Regions from separate parts of the Homo sapiens genome. Here region 1 is linked to region 2. A link is an interaction called in ENCODE POLR2A ChIA-PET data of the cell type or tissue named here. Cell type or tissue: GM12878. All regions are shown on one strand. Each heading gives the region's core, and the rest is flanking DNA. Links, peaks and the distances in the headings are about the cores only.

Evidence for each region. ChIA-PET counts read pairs that join two places held together with the same protein. Peaks named below come from ENCODE experiments on the same cell type or tissue, not always from the same donor. Only the 100,000 strongest peaks of a DNase experiment are listed, where the experiment ranks them.
Region 1: POLR2A ChIA-PET joins it to region 2 with 6 read pairs; 3 of 35 experiments call an interaction of 5 or more read pairs at or near these places.

What each region holds. Positions count from the first base shown.
Region 1 is chr7:5,735,081-5,750,660 of GRCh38, forward strand. RNF216 (ring finger protein 216) reads right to left here. Exons shown (of 17, transcript NM_207111.4): 4 at 5,893-6,735; 5 at 4,196-4,272. Among named protein-coding and RNA genes, the nearest start is that of MIR6874, 31 kb to the left of the region's middle. RefSeq lists enhancers at 790-1,291, 1,292-1,791. In GM12878, for the core only: no CTCF peak of the experiment used is centred there; a DNase peak (open chromatin) is centred at 8,721.
Region 2 is chr7:5,575,606-5,591,185 of GRCh38, forward strand. No RefSeq gene overlaps it. Among named protein-coding and RNA genes, the nearest start is that of FSCN1, 9.4 kb to the right of the region's middle. RefSeq lists enhancers at 7,126-7,285, 11,145-11,644 and a silencer at 8,677-8,766. In GM12878, for the core only: no CTCF peak of the experiment used is centred there; DNase peaks (open chromatin) are centred at 7,188 and 9,480; H3K4me3 peaks cover 1,303 bases; H3K27ac peaks cover 2,724 bases.

The sequences.
Region 1 (15,580 bases), core at 4,327-12,326, 160 kb after region 2:
GGTTGCAGTGAGCCAGGATCACGCCACTGCACTCCAGCCTGGGCAAGAGAGTGAGACTTCGTCTCAAAAAAAATAAATAAATAAAAAAGAGTTTGTGTAATCCAAAAACTTCAAGACAGGAGTCTAAAGTCGTTTCAAACTGACACTGCCCTTGGGGACTTGAAAGAAGCAAAAGCAATAATCTCTAAAGAAACCAACTCTATCAAGAACTCAAGATATGAGCTTAGAGTCAAATTTAGAAAATACACAAGAAAACTAGGCACCATGGGAGCCAGCAGGAAGAACAGAATATGATTCCCAAGAACTTAACATATCAGAACAATCAAACTCACAGAGAAGCTATGTTTATTGGTTAAAGAAATTAAAAAAAGATTAAAAATATAGGCAAAGAGCAAAACTCTAGGAAAATAACCAAGACAATTAAAAGCTAAAATTTCATAACTGAAAACCAGTAACACGGTAGATGAGTTAAAAGGAGATTACACTCTACTGAAGAGAAATTTGTGGGCTAAAAGAACACCCCTGAAGAAATCATCCAGAACGCATCTCAGAGACAAAGAGGTGGACTTAGAGACATGGAGATTGTGGGAGAAGAGTTACAGAAGACAGGAAACAGCTACAAAATTTCCAGAACTGACCAACACCACCAATCTATGGCCTGGTAGTGTACACTCTTAACGGTTTTGCCTTACTGACAAGCATGTTAAGTAAAATTGATAAAGATTAAGGGAAGGCCAGGTGCAGTGGGTCACACCTGTAATCCCAGCACTTTGGGAGGCCGAGGCAGATGGATCACCTGAGGTCAGGAGTTCAAGACCAGCCTGGCCAACATAGGGAAACTGTCTCTACTAAAAACACAAAAATTAGCCAGACATGATGGCGCATGCCTGTAATCCCAGCTACTTGGGAGGCTGAGGCAGGAGAATCACTTGAACCTGGGAGATGGAGGCTGCAGTGAGCTGAGATCACACCACTGCACTCTAGCCTAGGTGACAGAGTGAGACTCCGTCTCAAAAATAAATAAATAGCTCTCCCTCTCCCTGTCCCTGTCCCTGTCCCTCTCCCCACAGTCTCCCTCTGATGCCCAGCCGAAGCTGGACTGTACTGCTGCCATCTCTGCTCACTGCAACCTCCCTGCCTGATTCTCCTGCCTCAGCCTGCCGAGTGCCTGTGATTGCAGGTGCGCGCCGCCACGCCTGACTGGTTTTCGTATTTTTTTTTGGTGGAGATGGGGTTTCGCTGTGTTGGCCGGGCTGGTCTCCAGCTCCTAACCGGGACTGATCTGCCAGCCTCGGCCTCCCGAGGTGCCGGGATTGCAGATGGAGTCTCGTTCACTCAGTGCTCAGTGTTGCCCAGGCTGCAGTGCAGTGGCGCGATCTCGGCTCGCTACAACCTCCACCTCCCAGCCGCCTGCCTTGGCCTCCCAAAGTGCCGAGATTTCAGCCTCTGCCCGGCCGCCACCCCGTCTGGGAAGTGAGGAGCGTCTCTGCCTGGCCGCCCATCGTCTGGGATATGAGGAGCCCCTCTGCCCGGCTGCCCAGTCTGGGAAGTGAGGAGCGCCTCTTCCCGGCCACCATCCCTTCTAGGAAGTGAGGAGCGTCTCTGCCGGGCCACCCATCATCTGAGACGTGGGGAGCGCCTCTGCCCCGCCGCCCCATCTGGGATGTGAGGAGCGCCTCTGCCAGGCTGCGACCCCATCTGGGAGGTGAGCAGCGTCTCTGCCCGGCCGCCCCGTCTGAGAAGTGAGGAGCCCCTCCGCCCCGCAGCCACCCCATCTGAGAAGTGAGGAGCCCCTCCGCCCGGCAGCCGCCCCGTCCGGGAAGTGAGGAGCCCCTCCGCCCGGCAGCCGCCCCGTCCGGGAGGTGGGGAGCACCTCTGCCCGGCTGCCCCTTCTGGGAAGTGAGGAGCCCCTCTGCCCGGCCGCCACCCCGTCTGGGAGGTGTTCCCAACAGCTTATTGAGAACGGGCCATGATGACGATGACAGCTGTGTCGAATAGAAAAGGGGGAAATGTGGGGAAAAGATAGAGAAATCAGATTGTTGCTGTGTCTGTGTAGAAAGAAGTAGACATAGGAGACTCCATTTTGTTCTGTACTAAGAAAAATTCTTCCGCCTTGGGATGCTGTTGATCTATTACCTTACCCCCAACCCAGTGCTCTCTGAAACATGTGCTGTGTCCACTCAGGGTTAAATGGAATAAGGGCGGTGCAAGATGTGCTGTGTTAAACACATGCTTGAAGGCAGCATGCTTGTTAAGAGTCATCACCACTCCCTAATCTCAAGTACCCAGGGACACAAACACTGCGGAAGACCCCAGGGTCCTCTGCCTAGGAAAACCAGAGACCTTTGTTCACTTGTTTATCTGCTGACCTTCCCTCCACTATTGTCCTGTGACCCTGCCTAATCCCCCTCTGCGAGAAACAACCAAGAATGATCAATTAAAAATAATAATAATAATAATAATAATAAATAAATAAATATAAATCTGATGACAGTGGTTGCCTCTGTACAGAGGTGGGATCAGACAAGGCCACTAATGGCTCCAACAGTGTCATTGTACAAATTAGAAAAAAGTACCTACATTGGGCTAAGCACCTGGAAAGGGGCCCTTCCTTCTCAGCCTTGGCAGGGAAGAAACTCACCTGCAACCTTGACTGAGAACTACAGTATAAGATAGGAACTTTGGGGAAAGGTGTTTAGTGAACTATTTTGTTTAAATTTACCACCAGGCTGAGCACGGTGGCTTATGGCTGTAATCCCAGCACTTTGAGAGGTGGAGGTGAGCAGATCATGAGGTCAGGGTTTCAAGACCAGCCTGACCAACATGATGAAACCCTGTCTCTACTAAAAATACAAAAATTAGCCGGACAGGGTGGAGTACGCCTGTAATGCCAGCTACTCAGGAGACTGAGCAGGAGAACTGCTTGAACCTGGGAGGTGGAGACTGCTGTTTAAGCCAAGATCGCACCACTGCACTCTAGCCTGGGCAACAGAATAAGACTGTCTCCAAAAAAAAAAAAAAAAAAAAAAAAAAAAAATTACAATTATTTCACCTCTGCAGATTAGAAGGAGGGGAAAGAGTATATTTTTCATTTTATATTCTTCAGGAAAACTTATTTTTTAAAAAAGCATATTTACCACTTATAAAAAATTTTTTTAAAATAAGAGACAAGGTCCCACTCTGGCTCCCAGGCTGGAGTGCAGTAGCGTAACACAGCTCACTGCAGCCTTGAATTCCTGGACTCAGGCAATCCTCTTGCCTCAGCCTCCCAAAGTGCCAGAATTAAAGGTGTGAACCATATGTCTGGCCCGTATTTATCCCTTTTATAATGAAAATTAAGAAATATGGCTGGGAGCGGTGGCTCACACCTGTAATCCCAGCACTTTGGGAGGCCGAGGCGGGTGGATCACGAGGTCAGGAGATCGAGACCATCCTGGCTAACATGGTGAAACCCCATCTCTACTAAAAATACACAAAATTAGCCAGGCGTGCTGGCAGGCGCCTGTAGTCCCAGCTACTCGGGAGGCTGAGGCAGGAGAATGGCCTGAACCTGGGAGGCGGAGCTTGCAGTGAGCCGAGATCGCACCACTGGACTCCAGTCTGGGAGACAGAGTGAGACTCCGTCTCAAAAAAAAAAAAAAAAAAAAAAAAATGCTTCCATGTATTTCTCCAAACAGAGTGGTTGCAGAACATTTTGTTACAATCGTAGGGAAGAAAATGTCTTAACATCTTGACTAAAACACAGGTAGTATCAACGCTTAGAAACAACTCAGTTATCATAATTCTATAACCATGCAGTATTCCATAAAATCCAGAAAACAGTCTGTGTATCACTAATGTCAGAACGAACAAGGTCATTAAAAAAGACATAATGCCAAGTGAAATAAGCCAGTCAGAAAAGAACAAACACATGAGGTCCCTGATAGTAGCCAAATCCATATAGAAAGAAAGTAGGATGGTGGGTGCCACTGGCTTGGGAAGGGGATGGGGAGTGAGTGTTTAATGCGGACAGAGTTTCAGTTTGAGAAGATGAAAGAGTTCTGAAGATGGATGGTGGTGATAGTTGCATAATAATGTGAATTTACTTAACAACACCAAATTGTATATTTAAAAATGATTAAAATGGTAAATTTTTTATTACATATATTTTACCACCACCACCACCACCACAAAAAAAGCATGGTAGTATACTTACACATTCAGATCATAATAATTCTTAAAATGAATTATTTCCTCAATAAACCCATTTGCTACATCTGGAAATCTTGCTTCCTAGAAACAAATAAGAACATAATTTATATTTCATTCACTAGAATGGTTTCAAATGGCAATACAAGACAGATGGCAAAAAGTATAATAAAATGACTAAAGACTAGAAAAGGGCTGTGAAGCAGGTCTGTGTGTGTCTTCAAATTCAACACTAGTTCCCAGATTCATCTGTCTACATAGAAGATGAGGTCTAGAAAGGTCTTGAGAGATCTGGTTCTCTGTCCCCATTTTACAGATCCATTCTTCATTGCTTCAACAAATATTGAGCATCTCTGTCTAGACAAAGGGAATCCAAACACAAATAAGTTACAATCTCATGCCAGCCCTCAAGCAGCACACAACCTAGTGCCTAGATAAAAACACCTGGGTGGCCGGGTGCAGTGGCTCATGCCTATAATCGAAGCACTTTGGGAGGTCGAGGCAGGCGGATCACCTGAGGTCAGGAGTTCAAAACCAGCCTGGCCAACATGGTGAAACCCCGTCTCTACTAAAAAAATACAAAAATTAGCCAGACGTGGTGGTATGTGCCTGTGATCCCAGCTACTCGGGAGGCAGAGACAGAAGAATCGCTTGAACCCAGGAGGCGGAGGTTGCAGTGAGCTGAGATCGCACCACTGTACCCCAGCCTGGGTGACAGAGTGAGACTCGGTCTCAAAAAAAAAACAAACCAAAAACAAAACAAAAAAAACCCGCCTGGGTAAAGTAGGGTTAACGGACTTGTTTGAAGGCAAATAGTGGCTACCAGATGTAACACCTTTTTTTTTTTTTTTTTTTTTTTTTTTTTTTTTTTTTTGTGAGATAGAGTCTCACTCTGTCGCCCAGGCTGGAGTGCAGTGGCACGATCCTGACTCACTGCAAGCTCTGCCTCCTGGGTTCACACCATTCTCCTGCCTCAGCCTCCCAAGAAGTTGGGACTACAGGCGCCCGCCACCACGCCCGGCTAATTTTTAATTTTTTTAGTAGAGACAGGGTTTCACCGTGTTAGCCAGGATGGTCTTGATATCCTGATCTTGTGATCCACCCACCTTGGCCTCCCAAAGTGCTGGGATTACAGGTGTGAGCCAGCACGCCCAGCCCTTGTGTTACTCTTAATATCACCACTAATAGAACTTTGTTGGATGACAGAAACACTGTCCTCCATGCTTGATGATGAGGTAAGCTGTTAGCCTCATGTGGCTACTAAGGTTAAGATGTGACTGATGCCACTGGAAAATTTTATTTAACTGTAAGACATTTAAATGTAAACAGCCACAAGGAGCTAGTAAGTGCCATATTGGACAGCATAGGTCTAGGTAATTCAATAAAACTGCTTTAAGGGTTTCCATTTGGAGTGAACTCAAGGAATTTGAAAAAAACAAGGGACTGCAGGTATGACAGCACCAGGCCACCATGATATGCAGTTAGAATCCCAGAGAGCTTCCTGAAGGTTAAGTATAGTAAAGGAACCCTGATTCCATTTTCATGTCTTCAGAGTGTCTCTTCTATTCTGTACATCTAGATATATACTTCTTAGGAAAATGAAGTCCACGCATACCAACAACTTTTTTTTTTGCAATGAAAAAAAAAAAAGAAAAAAACTCAGTATATGTAGTGTCTACATTTACTTGATAAAATAAAACTTACCGTTTCTTTCACTAGTAGTTCAACGAGCTCTTGATCTACCTCTGCAGCTTCTTGCCCCCAAATGTTTTCCAAATTGGGCTCTTGAGATTCTTGCATTGGAAAGGCTGGACCTGGCTCTTCATCATCACTTGCTAACTGCTGGTCTTCAAACTCTCCTAGAGGATGGGCAGGCTGAGGAGAAGAGGGGCCTGAAATCCCACCTTGCTGGGGTTCCGGCCTTGGAAAAGCGGGCCCTGGGAATTCATGCTGAAACAACAAGCGGCCCAGTTCTGCTTCAGGCTGCCGTTCCTGAGGAACGACCTGGTTTGTTATTTCACGGGGCTGTTGGTTCAGAGACTGGAAGTAAGGATGATCTAACCAGCAGTCTTCTTCGATGGCCTGATCATCTGCTAGAGCAGCTGACTCTCCTAGATTTGATAACAGCTCTGTCTCTGAGTCTTCGGATGACTGGTTCTGAGTTTCCAAAGGATCGCTTTCTGTGTAAAGAAGGCTACCTTCTTCCAAGATGATGACTTTCTGCTCTGATCTGGGGTTGACAATGTCATTTGCTGCTTGGTTATGACTCGGTCCAGGCTTGGGTTCTCTTTCTGTTTGGCCACTTGGCTTAGTGAATTCAGAGATTCCAGGAGGCCCAAGATCCAGAAATTCACCGTAGTCATCCTCAGAATCATCCTGTGCCCCAGAATCAAACAATGGGTTGTTACACACTGAAAAATAGCTGCTCTTATCTGATTCAAATGCTGCTCTAGACTTTTTAGGCCTTTCTTCTCCCAACCTTTTCAGATCTTGCCACTGGGCAGCTGGTTTGATGAGATTGGGTCGTGATCTCTGAGGTTTATTTGTCTAAGAAAAAATGAAATTTTAATAATTCAATTTCTTTCCTATGCCTATCCCTCCTTATGTACTTATATTGAGCTTCCGAGATAGGACAGGAAAGAAACAAAAACACCATCTCCCTTAACAATACCTATTCTTTACATTTATCTTAACACTGAAATTTGATTACACTATATACTATCTGTAAGAATCAAAGTAGTCATTCATAGATTAAAGCTTGAGATATAGTTTGAATTATAATTTATTTTTATTTTTGAGACACAGTTTTCCTCTGCTACCCAGGCTGGAGTGCAATGGTGCGATCTCGGCTCACTGCAACCTCTGCCTCCCGGGCTCAAGCAACTCTTGTGCCTCAGCCTCCCAAGTAGCTGGGATTACAAAAATGTGCCAACATGTCCAGCTAATTTTTGTGTTTCTAAGAGAGATGGGGTTTTGCCATGTTGGCCACGCTCGTCTCAAACTCCTGGCCTCAAGTGATCCGCCTCCCTCAGCCTCCCAAAGTGCTGGGATTACAGGCATGAGCCACTGAACCCAGCCCTGAATTATAATTTAACCTGAGACTACTAAAACAAAAATAACTCCACAGCAGATACAACAATGAAAGAATGCTAACACATCAGAAGAATAAGAAATGTTCAAAAAACATATAAAAAAATCTAAATCTCATTAGTAACTAGCAAAATGAAAAATTAAAACAAGACAGTATTTTTTTCCCTGTAAGACCGGCAAACTTTTAAATTAGATAATACCAAGCATTGGTGAGGATGGTGAAAAATCTTTTTTTTTTTTTTTTTTTTTTTTTTTGAGACAGAGTCTCGCTCTATTGCCCAGGCTGGAGTGCAATGGCATGATCTCAGCTCACTCCAACTTCTGCCTCCCAGGTTCAAGCAATTATCCTGCCACAGCCTCCCGAGTAGCTGGGATTATAGGCGCACACCTCTACATCCAGCTAATTTTTCTATTTTTGTTAGAGACAGGGTTTTGCCATGTTGGCCAGGCTGGTCTTGAACTCCTGACCTCAGATGACTGGCCCACCTCAGCCTCCCAAAGTGCTGGGATTACAGGTGTGGGGCACCGCGCTTGGCCGATGTGTGAAAATTCTTATACTATCATTTACTGCTGGTGAATTTAGGAGAGAAATTTGGCACTATTTATTAAAATAAAAAACGTAGGCCAGGCGTGGTGGCTCATGCCTGTAATCCCAGCATTCAGGGAGGCCAAGGCAGGCGGATCACGAGGTCAGGAGATCGAGACCATCCTGGCCAACATGGTGAAAATCCGTCTCTACTAAAAATACAAACATCAGCTGGACATGGTGGCGTGTGCCTGCAATCCCAGCTACTCGGGAGGCTGACGGAGCAGAATTGCTTGAACCAGGGAGTCAAGAGGTTGCAGTGAGCCAAGATGGTACCACAGCACTCCAGCCTGGAGACAGAGCAAGACTCTGTCTCAAATAAATAAATAAATACACAAATACATAAATATAAATAAAAAATGTATGTCTGTCATCATTTTTTCATACTGTTCTATAAACTCTATCGAAAAAGGGCATATACAAGAATATTCAGCATAAACAGAAAAAAGCCTAGAGACATTGTGAAGTTTGTCCCTGAGTGAATGGTTAAATAAACTATTACTTATTTGTTCTACAAAATACTCTACAACTGACCCCTACCAAAAAAAGAGGTAGCTCAGTCTGTACTGAAATGGGAAGCTTCACTAAGAAATGCCATTAAGTGAAGAAAAGCAAGCTGCAAAATCATACACAGAATGATTCCATTTACTTAAAATATGTCAATAAGACACAAACAAAATCATTTCTAAAAGTATGTATATGTACCCACATGTATATACACATGGATACATACAAATTCAAAGAAAAGACCTGGAAGGATACATGCTAAACTGGTAACAACAGTTCCTCTGGGAAGTCCCTAGAAGAAAGGAGATGGTGAATCTCAGGCTTTAGGGTGGGTCCCTGAGGACTATGCCACTGAAGTAAGGGCCAAGCTGGAAATACCCTGGACCTCCCAGGAACTGAATCGCAGCGTGGAGAGTTTAACTCCCTGAATGTGAGGTGCTGGTGCTCTTACTCTTCTTCAAGAAACCAATTAAGATCCTCTATAGAGAAACAACATCATACAGAATCCCAAAATTTTCATATACAATGACTTACACTCAATCAAAAATAACTAGGCATACAAGAACTTAATGCAGCAACAGAAAATCAAAACAAGAGAAGTAACAGACAACAGAAACAAATATACAAGGGTTTCACACAGTGAAATTAACAACATGAATTCTAAAGTAACAGCATGTTTAGGGAAATCAAAGACTAGATTGAGAACTGCAGCCAAGAAGAAGAAGAATCGAACGCAAATTCCAGAATGGAAAAATACAATAACTAATACAAAAACTAAAAATACAATAACTAATGCTACATATGGATATATAGCATTTTAAGTAAATACAGTTGAAGAGAGAAATTAGTGCATTGAAAGCCAGGTCAGAATAGCCATAGTAAGGCATAGACAAAATGCAACATTAGATAAGAGAACACGTCAAGAACAAAAAGGTCTTCAAAACACATAACTGGAGTTGTAGAAGAGAAGAAGCTGTTTCTTTGGTAGAGGAGGAGGAAGGAAAACAAGGGAGGGAAGGGAAGGAGGGGGACACATAATGGTTAGTTCAAATAACCATTCGAACTAAATAAGGGAAAAAACATAAGGAGTCACAGATTAAGACAAAGTAGAACAACAGTCTGTTTTGTTTAATTCTATAGAATATATTCAAAACCTCAAAGAATACATTGGTTCTGAAGACTCTACAAAACAAACAAACAAACAAAAAACAACCCTCGAAGAAATAAAGAAAACTTCTGGCTAGGCACGGTTGGCTTATGCCTATAATCCCAGCACTTTGGGAGCCTGAGGCAGATGGATCACCTGAGGTCAGAAGTTTGAGACCAGCCTGACCAACATGGTGAAACCCCATCTCTACTAAAACTACAAAATTAGCTGGGAGTGGTAGCGCATGCCTGTAATCCCAGTTATTTGGGAGGCTGAGGCAGCAGAATCACTTGAACCTGGGAGGCAGAGGTTGCAGTGAGCCAAGATCGCGCCATTGCACTCCAGCCTGGGTGACAGAGCAAAACTCCCATCTCCAAAAAGAAAAAAAAAAAAGAAAACTTCTAAACTTTTTATGAAGTCAGAATCATGCTTATAAAAAAATAAACATGTCAAGGATATCATACGTACACACAAACCTACGGGCCAATCTCCACCTGTAAGATCTACGGAGAAAACACTAATATTAGCAAATGGAATCCCCAGCAGCACATTACTACTACATTACAATGCCACAACCAAGGGGAGTCTTTTCAAAGACAATAACTTACCAACTAAGAGGTCAAGGAAGAAAAACCACATGACAATCTCTGTAAGATGCTGAAATTGAATGTAACAGAATCCTACATTCACTTCTAAAAAAATTTTTTTAAGTCAAAGTAAATGACTAGTTCCTTAACATAACTAAAGAAATGGTATCTAAAGCAAAAAGGCACCATCACATTTAATGAAGAAACATTAAGTATTCCCATTTATGTCTGTGGCCATTCGTGCTCTTCTCTATCAACACTATTAAAATTTTTGAGGAAGTACCGTAATATAATTAGACACGTGAAAGAAGCATAAAAATTGGAAAGACAGATCAGATGCACGTTTTCAAGAAATTAAGAGTCAACTGAAAAATCACTACAGATAATAATGGTAAGGTGATTGAGTATAAAATTAATGTAAAAAGCAACAAGGGCAGGGCACGGTGGCTCACGCCTGTAATCTCAGCACTTTGGGAGGCTGAGGTGGGTGGATAACTTGAGGTCAAGAGTTAGAGACCAGCCTGACCAACATGGTGAAACCCCATCTCTACTAAAAACACAAAAATCAGCCGGGTGTGGTGGCACACACCTGTAATCCCAGCTACTCTCGGGAGGCTGAGGCAGGATAATTGCTTAAACTCGGGATGTTGCAGTGAGCCGAGATCAGGCCACTGCACTCCAGCCTGGGTGATAGATTGAGACTGTCTTAAAAAAAAAAAAAAAAAAAGAGCAACGAGAACACTTACTCTCCATTTTGGAATGAAGCATTGCCTGATGCTAGACTCACAATAAAGACAGTTGAGATCCTTACACTAAATTTGTTGTAATTTTGTCCTTTGACAGGTCTGGCAACCCAAAGGGACAGAGACTGTTGATATCTTGAGGTAACTCAAGGAACACAGGAAAAACGGCTAACTCCCTTTTTTGGGAAGTAACGTTTTCCTCATGGAGCTGCAAGTGTCGGAAGTCCTTCTCAGGTCTGAGCTCTGCTGTCTTTTTAGCACCTGGTCTCTTTGACTTTGAGGGTACCAAGGTTAGGCTGCACTGTGAGAGAGCATTTGACTTTGCAGTACCTAGGGTTAATCTGGGCTATGGCAGGGCACAGGACTTTTGGGAATGTGGGGGCTCACAAATCACTGGCAATAACTGTATTTTTTGCTCCCTCTTTGCAGAGGTCTTTACGGCTTGAGTCAAGCCCCCAAGATTATGGCCAGACAGAAATGTGGGTGCAACTCCATTTGCTGCTAGCATACAGGGGTGCAGTTTTAAAGCTAACTGATACCAGCTGTGTTGAGTGCAGGGAGGGTATAAACTCAGGCTTTTGGAATCTGTGGGTATGTGGATTCCTTTTCTTGCAGGCTTAGGTGAGGGAGGCCTCAGGTGTCTTGACTGAGTCAGATGGAAACTGCAAAGTGATTGGCTAGGTAGGACATCTTGGAGCCAACGTCATCCCGGTCCTGAGATATACAAGGTCCAACATAAAAACAGCATCCCTAATTTCTAAAAATTGGAGTACTCTGCCTTCTGGTAGTCTTGCCTTTTCATGTATAAAACTTCTGGCTCCAGAAGCTACAAATAGTTACACAAGTGGCAAAACTTTACCAAAAATAATTCAGAATTATGATGACCATGATGTGGAATGTTCCAGATGAAAAAGAGTGTTCATCCAAGAAATTCACTTGAATCCTAAGACTCCAAATTACACGGAGAGAACGAGATTCTTACTGGCATTCAGAAGCCTCAAAGAGACAACAGAATTCTAAAATAGCTTTTTTGAAAGATTAACTGCAAAAAGCTAATGAAAAACTAGAAACGCAAGATTACCTCCCACACCAAAGACAGATAAACTAATGTAACTCCTACTGCTCCCATTTTACCTGAATACTGCATCTACTCCTGAATATTCACAGTCTACTAACTCTGAGTTGCCTTTCTTCTCTGAAAAGAACAGTTCAACTGTTTCCTTATAAAACAGAACAACCTGAAAATGTAGCATGAAATTCCTGACTTACATGCTACGGATAAAAACAGGTCATAGTTTAAAAATGTCCTAAACCTGGGGAAGACTTTCAGACATTTTTTAAAGAATTCAGAGTCTTAATTATAACTTATGATCCTAGGATACCTGACTTATTACCAGCTAACACATGGTGGGACCAGGGGAAGGAGAGGGAGTAAAAACGGATAAAAGCAGCAGAAGCAGAATATTATTTTCCTGAGGATGATATTCAGGACCTGACAAGTACTATCCAGTCTACTTATGGGCCAGGCAAAGCCTGAAATATCAGACGTGACCCTTAGAAAGCCATTTCCAAAATGTTTCAGCTCTACGGTGTTATCTGAAAGCAAAATAGATGCCCCTTTATAAACTAAGACAGATCCTAAGGTTTTGTCTGTTTTTTAAAAATTAGAGACAAAGGTCATGCACGGTGGCACACACCTGTAATCCTAGCTACTCTGGAGGCTGAGGCACAAGAATCACTAAACCTGGGACGTGCATGTTGCAGTGAGTCAAGATTGCACCACTGCATCCTGGCCTGGGCAACAGGAGACTCCATCTCAAAAAAAAAAAAAAAAAAAAAAAAAAAAAGGGGAAAAAAAAAGAAAAAATAAATAATAACTAGATACAAGGTCCCAGGCTGAAGTATAGTGGCACAATCATAGCTCACTACAGCCTTGAATTCCTGAGCTCAAGTGATCCTCCTGCTAGGCCTCTCAAAGGACTGAGATTACAGGTTTTGAGCCACTGTGTCTGCCCTGACCCTTAAGGTTAAGGAAACAAAAATCACCTATGAGGTCAGGGTTCAGGGTGACTGGTATAGCAACTCCCTAAATTCCTATGCTCCAAGAAAAATCAAACTGTTGCTAAGCTCCATACCAATAGGCGGTATCAGGCAAATATCAGACCCCTCCCTAACTCTGATTTACAACCCAGAAACCCACTACAACTCTTAACACAGACAGAGGACTGGCCTTACAAACATCGTTTTCTGATGAACTACTACATATAGATCTTAAACCAGTTTCTGCCAGCTTATAGAGGCTGCACACAAACTGTCTTTGTGCCCTACAGTTCACCTTTTGAAGGAAAAAGCCAAATTCCACCTCATTTTAATGCTGAAACTCTACCCCAGGGAAGCTCTGGTTAGTCTTTGGCAGTCCTGAAGTCAGTAACTCATTAAGAAACAAGCTAAATTCCAAGTAGCTGGGATTATAGGTGCTCACCACCATGCCCAGCTAATTTTTGTATTTTTAGTAGAGACGGGGTTTCACCATCTTGGCCAGACTGGTCTTGAACTCTTGGCCTTGGCCTCCCAAAGTGCTGGGATTATAGGCGTGAGCCACCGTGTCCAGTTTCTTTATGATTTTCTTAACCTTTCCTCAGCTTACTTTATTATAAGAATGCAGTATATTTTTTATATACATACACACACACACACACACACACACACACACACACACACACACACACATAATATACTAACTAAAGCATGTTAACCATGTTATTGGTCAACAGTATGCTATTAGTAGTTAAGTAGTTATTAAGTAGTACTAAGTAGTTAAGGCTTTGGTCAACAGTATGCTATTAGTACTTAAGTTTTTGGGGAGTCAAAAGTTATATGCAGATTTTAAACTGCACAGGGGTTGGCACCCCTAACCACCATGTTGTTCAAGTGTAAACTGTATTTGAAAACTGGCAAATAAAGAATTTTAACGAAGGCTATAAGATCTGCTTCTCTGTGTCTCCGTGTCTATATATGCGTTATGTGTGTGTGGTATTTCTCTACCAAAATATATGAGAGAACTCTGATAATCGGTTTAAGGAAAAAGGAAGCACTTCAATCTTTTATCAGAAAAACAGGACCTAACTCCAATGCCTTTTAGTTCACGTGACTTAGGTATTTTTGGTAAGTAAGACCATTTGGAAAACAGCTGTGTTCTGATCAGCAAAAATGCCCATGTATTTTTTTTTTTTTTTTTTTGAGACAGGGTCTCCCTCTGTCATACAGGCTAGAGTGCAGTGGCGTGATCTTGGCTCACTGCAACCTCCATCTCCTGGGTTTAAGCGATTCTACTGCCTCAGCCTCCTGAGTAGCTGGAATTACAGGCACGTGCCACCATGCCTGGTTAATTTTTGTATTTTTAGTAGAGACGAGGTTTCACCATGTTGGCCAGGCTGGTCTCGAACTCCTGACCTCAAGTAATCCACTCGCCTCGGCCTCCCAAAGTGCTGGGATTACAGGCGTGAGCCACCACGTCGGGCCTATATGGATGTTTTTTATATTCCAAGATTAGATAAAGTTCCTAGAAATCTGATATGTCTTGGTATAAATGCTATCAGTCATAATTTTGGTTCAGAAATAACTAAATTTCCTTGTCAACTGTGTCATTATAATGAACTCTCATCAGGTTTTTAACCACAGCCATTTTAAGTCTTGCTGTCCACAGTTATTTTGTTCTGACACTTTCTGAAAGCTCTTTGCAAGCAATTATAATCCTAAAGTGCTGTGTGTTCAAAGATGTATATGCGAAAAATGAAACGAACTCTGACAAATACAAGTTTGAGTTCGTACTATCGGACTAAATATCCAAAATTCTAATGAAGAAACTAATGGATTTGTGTAACTGCTAACCAAGATCAAACAGCAAAAATTAATTACATGAGACTGAATTGATAAAAGAAGAATCATGGGTTTTTATGGCTTCTTTATTTGAAACACTGCTGGTTCTTTTAATGTTTTGTTTTCCAGATTTAAGGAAACTTTTTTCTTTTAAGGTTATTATAGCTTATAGCAATTTGGTATACTTTTATAATAAAAATAAAAATATTTGCTTTTCCTCCCAACAGGATCCCTCCAGAATTTGCAAACTATTCATGAGTATTCTTATTTTTATGGCAATATCATTATTTGCATATCTGTCCTTTTAATAAAAGGACACAACTGGAAACTGGTTATGTTACCAAGGCTTTGACTGGAATGCCATATTTCAAAATGTGCAAACAATGCCTGGCTTTAAGCATTCCCTGTCTTACAGTGAGTAAATCTGTCTCTTCCTGGCAGGCTCAGGAACCTCCAGATGCTGGATACAGCACACAAAGACTAATGTCTGCCCTGGTTTGGTTTCCTAGCAGAGACATTTTTTAAAGACCAATTTGAGATTCCTCATCAAAATTTCCAGCAAAGCAAATTTAAATATGTGCTTTCAAATATGTGGTTAGTCAGGCAAACTGGTCTTACTGTGATTATCTTTGGTAGAAATGGGAGTGACTTAGAGAGGAAAATTACATTTCAAAAGAAAACTCCAGTATGCCTGTTATTTAGATTGCAGCACTGTTCACTGAGTTTTTATTATCTACCTGTTAGATAGCAGGAACCTGCTTAGTTCCTGAAGCCCTATAAGCTGAAGCTGGACAAATCTACGCAAATCGCAAGGAATAAGTCTCATGCCTAATGCATGGGCCACACAGAGTTC
Region 2 (15,580 bases), core at 3,222-11,221:
GCACCTGTAGTCCCAGCTACTCGAGAGGCTGAGGCCGGAGAATGGCGTGAACCCGGGAGGCGGAGCTTGCAGTGAGCCGAGATTGCGCCACTGCACTCCAGCCTGGGCGACAGAGAGAGACTCCGTCTCAAAAAAAAAAAAAAAAAAAAAAAAAAAATTCCTCCCTCCTGGGCCTCTGAAAGCGCTGGGATTACAGGTGTGACCCACTGTGTTCAGTTTAAGATTAAATTTATGTGAAGTAACTTATGTTACTTTCCAGCCCGGCCAACATGGCGAAATCCCATCTGTACTAAAAATAGAAAAATTTGGCTGGGCGCGATGGCTCACGCCTGTAATCCCAGCACTTTGGGAGGCCAAGGCAGGCGAATCACGAGGTCAGGAGATCGAGACCATCCTGGCTAACATGGTGAAACCCTGTCTCTACTAAAAACACAAAAAATTAGCCAGGTGTGGTGGCACCCGTCTGTAATCCCAGCTACTCAGGAGTCTGAGGCAGGAGAATCACTTGAACCCGGGAGGCAGAGGTTGCAGTGAGCTGAGATCGTGCCATTGCACTCCAGCCTGGGTGACAGAGCGAGATTCCATCTCAAAACAACAACAACAAAAATAAAAATTAGCGGGGCACGCTTGTAGTCCCAGCTACTTGAGAGGTTGAGGCAGGAGAATCGCTTGTACCTGGGAGGCGGAGGTTATAGTGAGCCGAGATTGCACCACTGCGCTCCAGCGCCTGGGTGACAGAGCAAGACCCTGTCTCAAAAAAAAAAAACAAAAACTTACCACACTCAAAGTACATAAACCTGCAGTACATCTCCTGGCATGGTTATGGGTGTCTAGGTCCGAATCGCAGCCTGTGGAAGCCCAGGGGGACAGCTCCGGCCCCAGTGGTTAGAAAGTGTAGCCCTGCCAAGTGGGGATGAACCTGATGTCGTAGTATCGGGGGAAGAAAAGGACCTAAAATTTCTCATAAGTTTCATGTTAATTACATATTGAAATGATAGTATTTGGGATATAGGAGTTAAATAACATACATTAAGAAATTTGGGCCGGGCGCGGTAGCTCATACCTGTAATCCCAGCACTTTGGGAGGCCGAGGTGGGCGGATCACGAGGTCAGGAGATCGAGACCATCCTGGCTAACACGGTGAAACCCCGTCTCTACTAAAAATACAAAAAAAATTAGCTGGGTGTGGTGGCGGACGCCCTAGTCCCAGCTACTCGGGAGGCTGAGGCAGGAGAATGAAGTGAACCCAGGAGGCGGAGCTTGCAGTGAGTCGAGATCGCGCCACTGCACTCCAGCCTGGGCGACGGAGCGAGACTCCATCTCAAAAAAAAAAGAAAGAAATTTGATGTCACTTGTTTATCTTTACTTAAAAATTTTTTTAACTTTTAGGCTGGGCTTGGTGGCTCACACCTGTAATAACAGCACTTTGGGAGGCCGAGGCAGGTGCATCACTTGTGGGCAGGAGTTCGAGACCAGCCTGGCTAACATGGTGAAACCCTGTCTCTATTAAAAACACAAAAATTAACTGGATGGGGTTTCACCATGTTGGGCAGGCTGGTCTCGAACTCCTCTCAGATGATTCTCCCTCCTCGGTCTCCCAAAGTGTTGGGACTACAGGTGTGAGCCACCATGGCGAGCTCTTGTTCTTTTTTTTAAGATGAAGTTTTGCTCTGTCACCCAGGCTAGAGTGCAGTGGCACGATCTCGGCTCACTGAAGCCTCCACCTCCTGAGTTCCAGCAATTCTTGTGCCTCAGCCTCTCGAGTAGCTGGGATTACAGGCATGTGCCACCATGCCCAGCTAATTTTCGTATTTTTAGTAGAGATGTCGTTTTGCCATGTTGGCCAGGCTGGTCTCAAACTCCTGACCTCAAGTGATCCACTCACCTTGGCCTCCCAAGTGGGAGGCCCACATAAGCCACTGTGCCCGGCCCCAATTAGGTTGTTTTTTTTGTTTTGTTTTGTTTTGTTTTTTGAGATGGAGTCTCTTTGTCGCCAGGCTGAAGTGCAGTGGCTTGATTTTGGCTCACTGCAACCTCTGCCTCTCAGATTCAAAGTGATTCTCCTGCCTCAGCCTCCCGGGTAGCTGGGACTACAGGCGCGTGCCATCATGCCTGGCTAATTTTTGTATTTTTATTTATTTTATTTTATTTTATTTTATTTTATTTTGAGACGGAGTCTTCCTCTGTTGCCCAGGCTGGAGTGCAGTGGCGCGATCTCGGCTCACTGCAAGCTCCGCCTCCCAGGTTCACGCCATTCTCCTGCCTCAGCCTCCCAAGTAGCTGGGACTACAGGCACCCGCCACCACGCCCGGCTAATTTTTCGTATTTTTAATAGAGACAGGGTTTCACCGTGTTAGCCAGGATGGTCTTGATCTCCTGACCTCGTGATCCACCCGCCTCAGTATCCCAAAGTGCTGGGATTACAGGCGTGAGCCACCGCACCCAGCCGGTTAATTTTTGTATTTTTAGTAAAGATGGGGTTTCACCATTTTGACCAGGCTGGTCTCGAACTCCTGATCTCGTTATTTGCCCGCCTCGGCCTCCAAAAGCCAAGTGGGTTTTTACAGTTCCATCTGTTTGCTCTATTAGGTCAGAAGATTGAGAATGGTAACTAAAATGGAAATTATGTGAAACTGGCCAAAATAGGTTGCAGTGAGCCAAGATCGTGCCACTGCACTCCAGCCCGGGTGACAGAGTGAGACCCAGTCACACACAAACACACACACCAACACACACAAGCCAGAATCAGTACTTACAGGTTTTCCTGAAATAAACTTAGGGCAGGGGCCACTGGTCAAATAAGCATTTTTTGCAGCTTTTTTCTTTTTTCTTCTTTTTTTGTTTCATTTTTTTTTGCAGCTTTTAAATGCTGCCCACCAATATTGTCTTATAAAAGAAATCAATTTGTTGGTTACCCGATGAGTCAAACTGTGTTCCGCGGTTAACTGAGTATTTCACTGAATTTCAAAGAACTGGTTTGTTATCAGATCCAAACCACAGCTCTCTTTTATCGTCACATCAGCAGCCATGATCTTTCCAGTTTTCTTTTTTGGCCTCTGGTGCCCCATCTTTGGTAATTATTTGTGGTTCATCTTTTGAAGTTTCTTTGAGTGGGGCCGCAAGAGAGATTTGATTACACGGAGTTGATTAACGGCAGCCTTCGTAGCAGTATTATCAGCAGGGTTGTTCCCTCTAGCTTCCATAGCGTCTAACCTTGAATGTCTGAGAATTTTGATAAAAGTCAAGGCCTGGTCACTGGACGGCCTCCAGTAAATTCTGTACGCAGGATCCATGTTTCATTTGATCTCCAGTGGAAGTGAGGAACGCCTTTGTTTCTTTGTTTCTTTTCTTTTCTTTTTTTGTTTTTTTGAGATGGAGTCTCACTCTGTCACCAGGCTGGAGTGCGGTGGCGCGATCGCAGCTCGCCACAACCTCCACCTCCTGGGTTCAAGCGATTCTCCTGCCTCAGCCTCAGGAGTAGTTGGGACTTCAGGTGCCCGCCACCACACCCGGCTAATTTTTTTGTATTCTTAGTAGAGATGGGGCTTCGCCATGTTGGCCAGGCTGGTCTCGAACTCCTGGCCTCAAGTGATCTGCCTTGGCCGCCCATAGTGCCGGGATTACAGGCGTGAGCCACCATGCCCAGCCAAAAATGAAATTTTCTGTGCCCATATTCCAGCCGAGGAAGCCCAAGTTCCCACCGGGAGCGTCTACACGTGCAGCCGCTGTTATCTGTACCCAGGTAACATCCTCCAGCTCTTGGGGAGATCCAGCTGACCTCCAGTGTCCCCGTGCCCACACACGTGGCCAGGAGCAGCTGTCAACAAATGGCTCTTGGGTTGAGGCAGGAGTCCTCCAGATCCTTTGGCCCTAGCATGGGCTGACTGGGAGGCACGGCACCTGGAGTCTCCCACATGTCCCTGGCGGAATGAACGTTCAGTGGGATTCCTCATGGTAACTGGCTTGATAATGCACCCTCTGGGATCTGTCCCTTCCCTGTCCTATGTCCCTGTCCTCTACCTGAACCTTTTGTGTGGAATGGCACCTCAGGCCCGGCCTCTGGGGGATGAAGATGGTGTTAACTGCATTCAAAGCCTCCCTCTTGTCACCCACGATACACTTTCTGCCCTGGCAGGGGGACAGGAGGTTCCTTGACGGCTAGTCCAGGCCATGACGGGTTGATCCTGGATTAAAATAAGTCAAGCTTCAGGCTGGTGCAGTGGCTCACGCCTGTAGTCCCAGCACTTTGGGAGGCCGAAGAAGGCAGATCACCTGAGGTCAGGAGTTCAAGACCAATCTGGGCAACATGTTGAAACCCCATCTCTACTAAAAACACAAATATGGCCGGGCGCGGTGGCTCACGCTTGTAATCCCAGCACTTTGGGAGGCCGAGGCGGGCGGATCACAAGGTCAGGAGATCGAGACCATCCTGGCTAACATGGTGAAACCCTGTCTCTACTAAAAATACAAAAATTAGCCGGGCATGGTGGCGGGTGCCTATAGTCCCAGCTACTCAGGAGGCTGAGGCAGGAAAATGGCGTGAACCCGGGAGGCGGAACTTGCAGTGAGCCGAGATCGCACCACTGCGCTCCAGCCTGGGCGACAGAAGCAAGACTCTGTCTCAAAAAAAAAACAAACAAAAAAAACCCACAAATATTAGCTGGGCATGGTGGTGCATGTCTGTAATCCCACCTACTGGGGAGGCTGAGGCAGGAGAATCTCTTGAATCCAGGAGGTGGAGGTTGCAGTGAGCTGAGATTGTACCTCTGCACTCCAGCCTGGGTAACAGAACAAGAGTCTGTCTCAAAAAAAAAAAAAGAAGTCAGTCGGGCACGGTGGCTCACGCCTGTAATCCCAGCACTTTGGGAGGCTGAGGCAGGTGAATTGCCTGAGCTCAGGAGTTCGAGACCAGCCTGGGCAACACGGTGAAACCCTGTCTCTGCTAAAATACAAAAAATAAGCTGAGTGTCACGGTGTGCACCTGTACTCGAGCTACTTGGGAGGCTGAGGCAGGAGAATTGCTTGAACCCGGGAGGCAGAGGTTGCAGTGAGCCGAGATCGTGCCACTGCACTGCAACCTGGGCAACAGAACAGAGTGAGACTCCATCTCCAAAAAAAAAGGAGTCAATCGTGTCAATCGTTAGGGAGCTGGTGGATTTATAGCCTGTAGTGACCACATCAGTGAGGCACTGGTGCTGGGAGGCACCTCAGAGGTCATCCCATTCAACCCCTTCACTGACTCACAGCTCAGAGAGGGCAAGAGACTTACCCAAGGGCACACAGCAAGTCGAGGGCACCAGCAAGGTCAGCACCCAGGTCTCCCGCACCTGGGCCCACGTGGTTTTCAGTCTGGAAACTGGAAATGGATATGAAGCCTTGGAAAATCCCAGCAGGGCAGGATGGGGGTGGCCCAGCTGTTTCACTATGGAAACAAAAGTCTTGTTTTCCTGGCTACTCCAGCGGGGCCGGGACGGAGGCAGATGTTTCTCTTCACCTGCCAGGAAAGTTTGGAAATTAAGCCCTCCTTGCAGGGAGGAAGGGACCCAGTGCTCTGGATTTTCAATTTAATGGGCTACCCAGGTCTTCGGAGTGCAGCCAGGGAAGCACAGAGGAAGCGCCCTGGAGAGGAAGCCAGAGATTTCCTGGAGGCGCCAGGGATGCAAGGAGTGGCCTGGAGAGGGAGTGAGGGAAAAGCAGCAGACGCCCCTAACTTCCTCCTCCTCCTTCCAACAGAAACCTGGTTTGGGGTTTTAGTGGAGACGTCTCGCCATGGCCGCCAGTGTAGACATTAATTGGTCTAATGCAGGCACCAGGTCCCCGGCTTCTTGCAGGGAGGGGCATGGTTTTAGGACAAGGCATGGCTTTAAAATAAAAAATTAATTGTTGTAAAATATGCATAGCATGACCCGGCATGGTAGCTCATTCCTTTAACCCCAGCACTTTGGGAGGCTGAGGTGGGAGGATCAGGTGAGCTCAGGGGTTCGAGACCAGCCTGGGCAACATGGTGAGACCCCGTCTCTACCAAAAATACAAAATTTAGCCCGGTGTGGTGGTGCATGCCTGTAGTCCCACCTAGTCGGGAGGATGAGGTGGGAGAATCACTTGAACCTGGGAAGTTGAGGCGATTTTTTAAAAAATTAATACTCTAGGCCAGGCATGGTGGCTCACGCCTGTAATCCCAGCACTTTGGGAGAGGCCGAGGCGGGCGGATCGCCTGAGGTCAGGAGTTCGAGACCAGCCTGGGCAACATGGTGAAACCTGGTCTCTACTAATAATACAAAAATTAGCCGAGCATGGTGGCATGTGCCTGTAATCCCAGCTACTTGGGAGGCTGAGGTAGGAGAATCACTTGAGCCTGGGAAGTGGAGGTTGTAGTGAGCCGAGATCGCACCATTGCACTCCAGCCTGGGGCGACAAGAGCGAAACTCTGTCTCAAAAAAAAAAAAAAAATCATAATACTCTTTTTTTTTCTTTTGAGATGGAGTCTTGCTCTGTCACCCAGGCTGGAATGCAGTTGCAAAATCTTGGCTCACTGAAACCTCCGCCTCCTGGGTTCAAGTGATTCTTCTGCCTCAGCTGCCCAAGTAGCTGGGATTACAGGCGCCCACCACCACGCCCAGCTAATTTTTGTATTTTTTTAAGTAGAGATGGGGTTTCACCATGTTGGTCTCGAACTCCTGATCTCAGATAATCCGCTGGCCTTGGTCTCCCAAAGTGCTGGGATTACAGGCATGAGCCACCATGCCTGGCTGAGGCAATTACTTTTTGCAGAGACAGGGTCTTGCTATGTTGCCCAGCCTTGTCTTGAACTCCTAGACTCATTCAATCTGTCCATTTTGGCCTCCCAAAGTGCTGAGATCGACCACGACCACACCTGGTCATAACTGGCTTTCTTTATATTCATATGCATTTTATCTTGTGCATTTAAAAACTTGATACTGTGAGAAGGTTCATAATTTCTCAAAAGTCTGTTTTAGATAGTGCTGGGGAGATGTGATGTCTGGAGCCCTGGCAGCTGCCTTGAGATTCTGAGGACCTGAGCCTGAAGGCAGAGTTCACCTGACAGGGAAGGCAGAGTGAGAAGTGGGGGAAGTTCCAGGGTCCTTTCCAGCTCTGTTACAGTGAACCAACCCTGGAAACTCCCCTCTTTGGGGCTTCTTGTTTCTTGCTATAATGAAACATCTTGCTGGTTAGCCAGTTGAGTTAGAGTTTTCTCTTTCTTGCATTTGAAGCTACCATGACTGCAAGAGGGAGTTCCCGAAGGGGTCTGGGAATGGCCCAGGGAAATAGGGGTGAGGTGAGACTCCACTGCCCCGACAGTGCCCATGTATGAATTAGAAAAAGTGGGCCAGGCGTGGTGGCTCACACCTGTAATCCCAGCATTTTGGGAGGCTGAGTGGGCAGATCATGAGGTCAGGAGTTCGAAACCAGCCTGGCCAACATGGTGAAACCCCATCTCTACTAAAAATACAAAAATTAGCTGGGCTTGGTGGCACACATCTGTAGTCCCAGCTACTCAGGAGGCTGAGGCAGAAGAATCGCTTGAACCTGGGAGGTGGAGGTTGCAGTGAGCCGAGGTCATGCCACTGCACTCCAGCCTGGGTGACAGAGTGAGACTTTGTCTCAAAAAAAAAAAAAAAAAAAAAAAGAAAAGAAAGAAAGAAAAAGAAAAAAAGTGGGCCAGGTGTGGTGGCTCATACCTGTAATCCCAGCACTTTGGGAGGCTGAGGTGGGAGGATTGCTTACAGCCAGGAGTTTGAGACCAGGTTGGACAACATGGTGAGACCTTGTCTTTACAAAAAAATACAAAAACCTATCTGGGCATGGTGTTGCATTCCTTTAGTCCCAGCTACTTAGGAGGTTGAGGTGGAAGGATCACTTGAGTTAAGGGAGGAGACCACCCCTCATATTGTCTTATGCCCAATTTCTGCCTCCAAAGAAAGAAAAAGTAAAAACTAAAAGGCAGAAATGAAAACCACAGGCAGACAGCCCAGCGCCACACCCTGGGCCTCGTAGTTAAAGATCGACCCCTGATCTAATCGGTGATGTTATCTATAGACTACAGACATTGTATAGAAATGCACTGTGAAAATCCCTATCTGGTTTTGTTCTGATCTAATTACCGGTGCATGCAGCCCCCAGTCACGTACCCCCTGCTTGCTCAATCACGACCCTCTCACGTGCACCCCCTTAGAGTTGTGAGCCCTTAAAAGGGACAGGAATTGCTCACTCGGGGAGCTTGGCTCTTGAGACAGGAGTCTTGCTGATGCCCCTGGCCAAATAAACCCCTTCCTTCTTTAACTCGGTGTCTGAGTTTTGTCTGCGGCTCATCCTGCTACAGAGTCTAGGAGGCAGAGGTTGCAGTAAGCCAAATTCACGCCACTGCACTCCAGCCTGGGTGACAGAGCAAGACCCCACCAAAAAAAGAAAAGAGGCCAGGCGCAGTGGCTCACGCCCAGCTAATTTTTGTACTTTTAGTAGAGACGGGGTTTCACCATGTTGGCCAGGCTGATCTCAAACTCCTGTCCTCAGGTGATCCGCCCACCTTGGCCTCCCAAAGTGCTGCGATAACAGGAGTGGAGGCTCAACTTTTTAAAGAAGAAAAGGACGAATCAGGACAGGAGACAATTACAAGCTCTGTTCATTCGGAATTCTCATTGGCTTACAGAAATAACTTTGGCTAGTGATTGGTTATATGTTGTAGACAGACCCACAGGGTGGATGGCGTCTGTGGCCACTTGGGCATTAGCTGGTCCAGAGCCCAGAGTCCATGTAGCAAGTAGCTTCAGGACGTAATTATTTAGCTCAATAGAAAGTGAGATGTGACTGCTGTTACTTTTTTTTTTTTTTGAGACGGAGTTTCACTCTTGTTGCCCAAGCTGGAGTGCAATGGCGCGATCTCGGCTCACTGCAACCTCTGTCTCCCAGGTTCAAGTGATTCTCCTGCCTCAGCCTCCCGAGTAGCTGGGATTACAGGCGTGTGCCACCAAGCCCGGCTAATTTTTGTATTTTTAGTAGAGACAGGGTTTCACTATGTTAGCCAGGATGGTCTCGAACTCCTGACCTTGTCATCCACCGGCCTCGGCCTCTCAAGGTGCTAGGATTACAGGCATGAGCCACCACGCCCGGCCTTTTAACTGCTGTTACTTTTTTTTTTTTAATCATTTTTATTCTGCTAGTTCCATAAAAGCAATGTAAACACCAGCATTCTATACATCTTGCTGGTGAACTCACATAATGCTTAGTTCCCTGATCCTTTGACCTCCTTGTCTTCTCCAGTTATTTTCTGTTTGGACCACTGGCCACAGGAATGGAGTGGGGTTGGGGCTTAGGAGAGAGCAATGTGGCTTTTTGGTATGACTTGTTTCATTGACTGCTGTTACATTTTAAATGCCTTTCTGGGCCTGATAATTTAAGGGGGCTGGCATTTCTCACATCAAAGGGCAAAGGGTTTTTTTGTTTGTTTCTCACTATTGCTCAAAAGCCACATGTGTCAAGGACAGCTCTTGTTAACGGGCAGAGAAGCTTATAGAACCTTTCCAGGGCTGGCGCGGTTGTTCATGTCTGGGGGACAAGAGCGAAACTCCATCTCAAAAAGAAAAAAAAAAAAAAGAACATTTCCAGGCCAGGCACAGTGGCTCACACCTGTAAGTCCCAGCACTTTGGGAGATTGAGGTGGGAGGATCACTTGAGGCCAGGAGTTTGAGACCAGCATAGGCCACATGGCAAGAACCCAGTTTCTACAAAAACATTTTTTTTTTAAATTAGCTGGGCTCGGTGGTGCACACTTGTGGTCCCAGCTACTCGGGAGGCTGAGGTGGGAGAATCGCTTGAGCCTGGGAGGCGGAGGTTGCAGTGAGCTGTGATCGCACCACTGCATTTCAGCCTGGGCAACAGAGGGAGACTCTGTCTCAAAAAAAATCAAATAAAGAAAAAAGAACATTTCCATTATTGCAGAATGTTCTATTGGACGGCGCTGGGCCAGATGCCTGCCCCAAGCCCTGGGACACCCAAACCTGGTGAAAGTGCCAAGCTCCCATCTGGGGGTGCTCACGGAAGGGGCCGGGAGCTGGGATTACAAGCGTGGAGGCAGGCGCCACCCCAGAGGAGGTGGGTGATGTCTGAGCCAGAGTCTTTGGGATGAGCAGGGCTTTGGCAGGCAGCTTTGTTGGGCAGGCAACAGGCACAGCAGGTGCAATGGCATCGAGGTTGGAGAGGTGGACTGGCGGGGAGAAGAGAAGGGAGGGTGGCAGGAGAGATGGGCAGAGGCCCCCCAGGAGCCCAGAGCCTTCAGGGCTTTGGGCCCTCTTGGGGCACTGGGGAGCCACGGGAGAAGTGTGGGGTGGAGAGGGGCGCCCTGGATTTGACCACCTTCAGGAACCTACCTTGGCTGCCCGGGTGGGTGGGATGGAGGTGATGAAGGTGGAGGTCGTAGCATTGTCACTGAGAGCGATGCTTATTCTGATTTTTGCCCCCGTGAGCCTCAGAAATCGGTCAGAACAGTGCTCGGGCTGGGCGTGGTGGCTCACGCCTGGAATCCCAGCACTTTGGGAGGCCGAGGCGGGCGGATCACCTGAGGTCAGGAGTTTGAGACCAGCCTGGCCAACATGGCAAAACCCCGTCTCTACTAAAAACACAAAAATTAGCTGGGTGTAGTGGTGCATGCCTGTAATCCAGCTACTCCAGAGGCTGAGGCCTCCCTGGGAGGCGGAGTGCAGTGAGCCAAGATTGTACCACCGCCCCTCCAGCCTGGGTAACAGAGTGAGACTCTGTCTCAAAACAAACAAAAAAGAACAAACCAAAACCAGTGCTCCAATTCACCTTGCTGAATTGGAGAAGAACAGGTGCCTGGGTCCTCCCGGCTGACGGTGACGTCACTATGAGCCACCACGCCTGGCCCGGTGGGTGTTTACAGCAGAGGTGGTTCAGGGAGGAGTGAGTGGCAGATGGTGCAGGCTCAGGGAGGAGTGAGTGGCAGGTGGGGCCTGAGGCCAGAGGCAGGAGGACCGTTCAAGACTGAGGTGTCTTGGGCACTGGTGCCGGGGCCGGGGAGAGCCCTGGCATGCCGGGCCCCGGCCCTCAGTGAAAGCAGGATGAGGTGGCGGCCAAGCAGGGAGGCCAAGGCCTGGCAGCAGCCGGCAGCCCCTCTCCTGGCAGGGACATCTTGGCAGGAGCCGGGCTCTGCCCAGGGCGCTAATGTCCTCTTAATTAGCCAGGCACTTGCCAAGCACTTGCCGCTGCGGCCTCACTTTGCAGAACGCACTTGGGTTTGGAGCAGGACCAGCATCGGCCACCGGGTGAGTAGGGGGGATGGCCAGGTGAGTACCATGGCCAGAAGGTGCGGCCTCTGAGTCCCCACTGAAGCCAATCCAGGCCCCGACCTCTGGTCATCATCAACAGAAGAGTGACAGAAACAGAAAAGATATCAAGGAACACGTTTTCAGGGCCAGATTCCAGGTCCCCCACCTATTTTCCTTTGCTCCTGCCTTGCCTGGCTCTGCCCCCTTGAACTCTTATTCACCCAGTGTAGGCATCACCTCCTCCTGAAGGCCCTCCTGGACTGCACAGTTAACTCTGGAGCCTCCCCTGCACAGGGCAGCTCATGTATGGATCCACAGGTGAGTTCCTGTCTTTGAAGGGTTACAGTTTAGGTCCTGGAGCAGTGGTGGGGAGGTCACACCTCCACCCACATCCCTCTTTGCAAATCCCATGGGAACTATGAGCCTGGGTCCCCCAAACTGCATGTTCCCCACTTAAAGCTGGGCCAGATCCTGTTTGCTGTATCCAGGCCTCAGTTTCCCTGCTTGTAACCAGAAGTCCATGCAGCCAGAAATTGTCAGGGAGCTGGGCACGGTGGCTCATGCCTGTAATCCCAGCACTTTCAGAGGCTGAGGCAGGAGGTTCACTTGTGATCAGGAGTTTGGGACCCCAGCCTGGGCAATACAATGAGATCCCTGCCTCTACCAAAAAATTAAAAACAATTAGCCAGGCCTGGAGGCATACACTTGTAGTCCTAGCTATTCAAGGGAGGCTGAGGTGGGAGGATCACTTGAGTCCAGGAGTTTGTGGCTGGGGTGAGCTCTGATTGTACCACTGCACTCCAGCCTGGGTAAGAGAATGAGACCTTGTTTTATTTTATTTTATTTTTATTTATTTTGAGATGGAGTCTCACTCTGTCACCCAGGCTGGAGTGCAGTGGTGCAATGTCGGTTCACTGCAACCTCTGCTTCCCGGCTTCAAGAGATTCTCCCGCCTCAGCCTCCCAAGTAGCTGGGATTACAGGCGTGTGCCACCACGCCTGGCTAATTTTTTGTGTTTTTAGTAGAGACAGGGTTTCACCATGTTTGCCAGGCTGGACTTGAACTCCTGACCTTAGGTGATCCATGCCCCCTTGGCCTCCTAAATTGCTGGGATTATAGGCATGAGCCACCGGGCCTGGCCGAGACCCTGTTTTAAAAAAATTAATCAGGTCCAGTGCGGTGGCTCACGCCTGTAATCCCAGCACTTTGGGAGGCCGAGGAGGGCAGATCACCTGAGATCGGGAGTTCGAGACCAGCCTGACCAACATGCAGAAACCCCGTCTCTACTAAAAATACAAAATTAGCAGGGCGTGGTGGCGCACACCTGTAATCCCAGCTACTTGGGAGGCTGAGGCAGGAGAATCACTTGGACCTGGGAAGCAGAGCTTGTGGTGAGCCGAGATTGCACCATTCCACTCCAGCCTGGGCAAAAAGAGTGAAACTCCATCTCAAATAATAATAATAATAATAATAATAATAATAATAATAATAATTGGTAGAGATGTTGGTAGAGGCAGGACAGTGGGAGTGACAGCCTGGTCCTGTCCTCCCGGGCTCTGGCTGACCATGCTGTAGTGTGGCTCAGGGCCCTGGAGGGCACAGCTGTCCTGTGGCCCTGTGGTCAGCCGGGAAGCCAGGCCTGGCAGGACTCCTGCCCTAGAATCAGCTCCTCCCACTCCCCAGGGTCCCATGCAGGGCGCTGGCCGTACCAGGCCTCCTCGCGGGTGCCACAGAGCCAGCGGCTGCACAGCAACAGAGACGCCATTCACAGGCTCTCGGCCACGAGGCCGCTCATTTACAGAGGGCTGAGCCGCTGACATCTGTGCGTTTGTAACATGGACAGCATTTCTGGTCCCATACAGACGCCTGGGCCAGCCACATTTATCTCCCCTTGAGAGAAGGGAAACGAGGCTCGGGAGGGAATGAGGGATTGGCTTGGGGTCACACAACTTTAATGATGACCCTGGGCAGGAAGCTCCCAGGATGGCAACAGAGACTCAGGGCAGGCTGGGCATGGTGGCTCACACTTGTCATCCCAGCCCTTTGGGAGGCAGAGGTGCAAGGATCACTCGAGCCCAGGAGCTCAAGGCCAGCCTGGGGAATATAGTGAGAACCCATCTCTAAAAAAAAAAAAAATAGGCCGGTCGCGGTGACTCACGCCTGTAATCCCAGCACTTTGGGAGGCTGAGGCGGGTGGATCACGAGGTCAGGAGATTGAGACCATCCTGGCTAACACGGTGAAACCCCGTCTCTACTAAAAATACAAAAAATAGGCCGGGCGTGGTGGCTCATGCCTGTAATCCCAGCACTTTGGGAGGCTGAGGCCGGCGGATCACGAGGTCAGGAGTTCGAGATCAGCCTGACAAACATGACGAAACCCTGTCTCTACTAAAAATACAAAAATTAGCCGGGCGTGGTGACACGCGCCTGTAGTCCCAGCTACTCAGGAGGCTGAGGCAGGAGAATCGCTTGAACCATCGAGGTGGAGGTTGCGGTGAGCCGAGATCGCACTACTGCACTCCAGTCTGGGAGACAGAGTGAGACTCCGTCTCAAAAAAAAAAAAAAAAATTAGCCGGGCGTGGTGGCGGGCGCCTGTAGTCCCAGCTACTCGGGAGGCTGAGGTAGGAGAATGGCGTGAACCCGGGAGGCGGAGCTTGCAGTGAGCCGAGATCGCGCCACTGCACTAAAGCCTGGGCAACAGAGCGAGACTCTATCTCAAAAAAAAAAAAAAAAATTTAGCCGGGCATGGTGGTGCATGTCTGTACCCCCAGCAATTTGGGAAGCTGAGGTGGGAGGATTGCTTAAGCCCAGGAGTTTGAGGCGGGAGTGAGCTGTGATGGCACCACTGCACTCCAGCCTGGGTGACAGAGTGAGACCCCGTCTCTCCCTATCCCCCGCAAAAAAAAAAAAACAACTCAGGGCTTTCCCACCCCTGTCCTTGCACAGATGAAGAACCGAAGCTTCTAGAAGGGGTATATTTTGCCCCCAGGCCCCAAATCCTGGTCTTTGGACTACAGTCAAGACCTAGCACAGGGCTCAGGCCTAAAAAAAAGCTGTTGAGGAGGGTGTGAGGCTGCAACGTTGCGGTGAGAAGGGGGTCCCCAGGGAGGGCGCAGCAGGAAGCCCCAGGGAAGTGCCTGGGAGAGGGAGGTTGTGCAGCCAGAAGGAGCAGCCCGCAGCCTTTGGTTGTTGACTCCTGCTTTGTAAGTGGCAGTCTGGTTGGGTAGGACAGGGTCCGAGTCCTCACTCAGGGAACTGAGTCCAGGGTGAGCTGAGCAGCCCTTCCTGGTGGCCTCACTTTCCCCTGCAGAGCCTGCTGCATGGTGTCCAGTGGCCAGCCTGGGAGGAGCTCAGGACTGGCCTCACCTCGTGCCACGCCCTCGTACCAAGGTGGCTCAGATGGCACCTGGGTTCCCGAAGGGCCCAGGAACACAGCGTCCATGTCCCCATCCTTCCCCGGAGGGACTTGGGGTGGGGCCTGCAGGAAGGATCATGTGACTTGTTCAAGGGCAGCTTGTCCTGCCCCGGACACAGAGGTGCCCATCGTAAGCGAGATGCAGGCAAGGTGAGGACAGGGCATGGTGCCGAGCAGGAATGATTTTCGAAAATGCTACTCTGTGGTCGGGCACGGTGGCTCACTCCTGTAATCCCAGTACTTTGGGAGGCCCAGGCGGGCAGATCATGAGGTCAGGAGTTCAAGACCAGCCTGGCCAACATGGTGAAACCCCTTCTCTACTGAAAATACAAAAAACTACCCGGGCGTGGTGGTGGATGCCTGTAATCCCAGCTACTCAGGAGGCTGAGGCAGGAGAATCGCTTGAACCCTGGAGGTGAAGGTTGCAATGAGCCGAGATTGCACCACTGCACTCCGACCTGGGCGACAGAGAAAGACTCCGTCTGAAAAACAAACAAACAAAACCCCGAGATTCTCTTTTCCCCCGTCCGGAGCTCTATGGCCATCTGGAGCTCGTTCTGTCCACAAGGACACATTTCCTGGCAGCAGCTGTGGACCAGGGCTCACTCACTCACATCTGTACCCAATCTAGAGCAGGACAAACACCTATCACCTGCACTGGCAATGGACAGAGGACAGTGGCAGCCCCATCACCAGAGGCATTCAAGCCAAGGCATTTTCTATCGTCTATTTATCTATCTATCTATCTATCTATCTATCTATCTATCTATCTATCTAGATGAGATCTTGCTATGTTGCCCAGGTTGAACTCCTGGCCTCAAGCGATCCTCCTGCTTCAGCCTCCCAAAGTGTTGGGATTTCAGG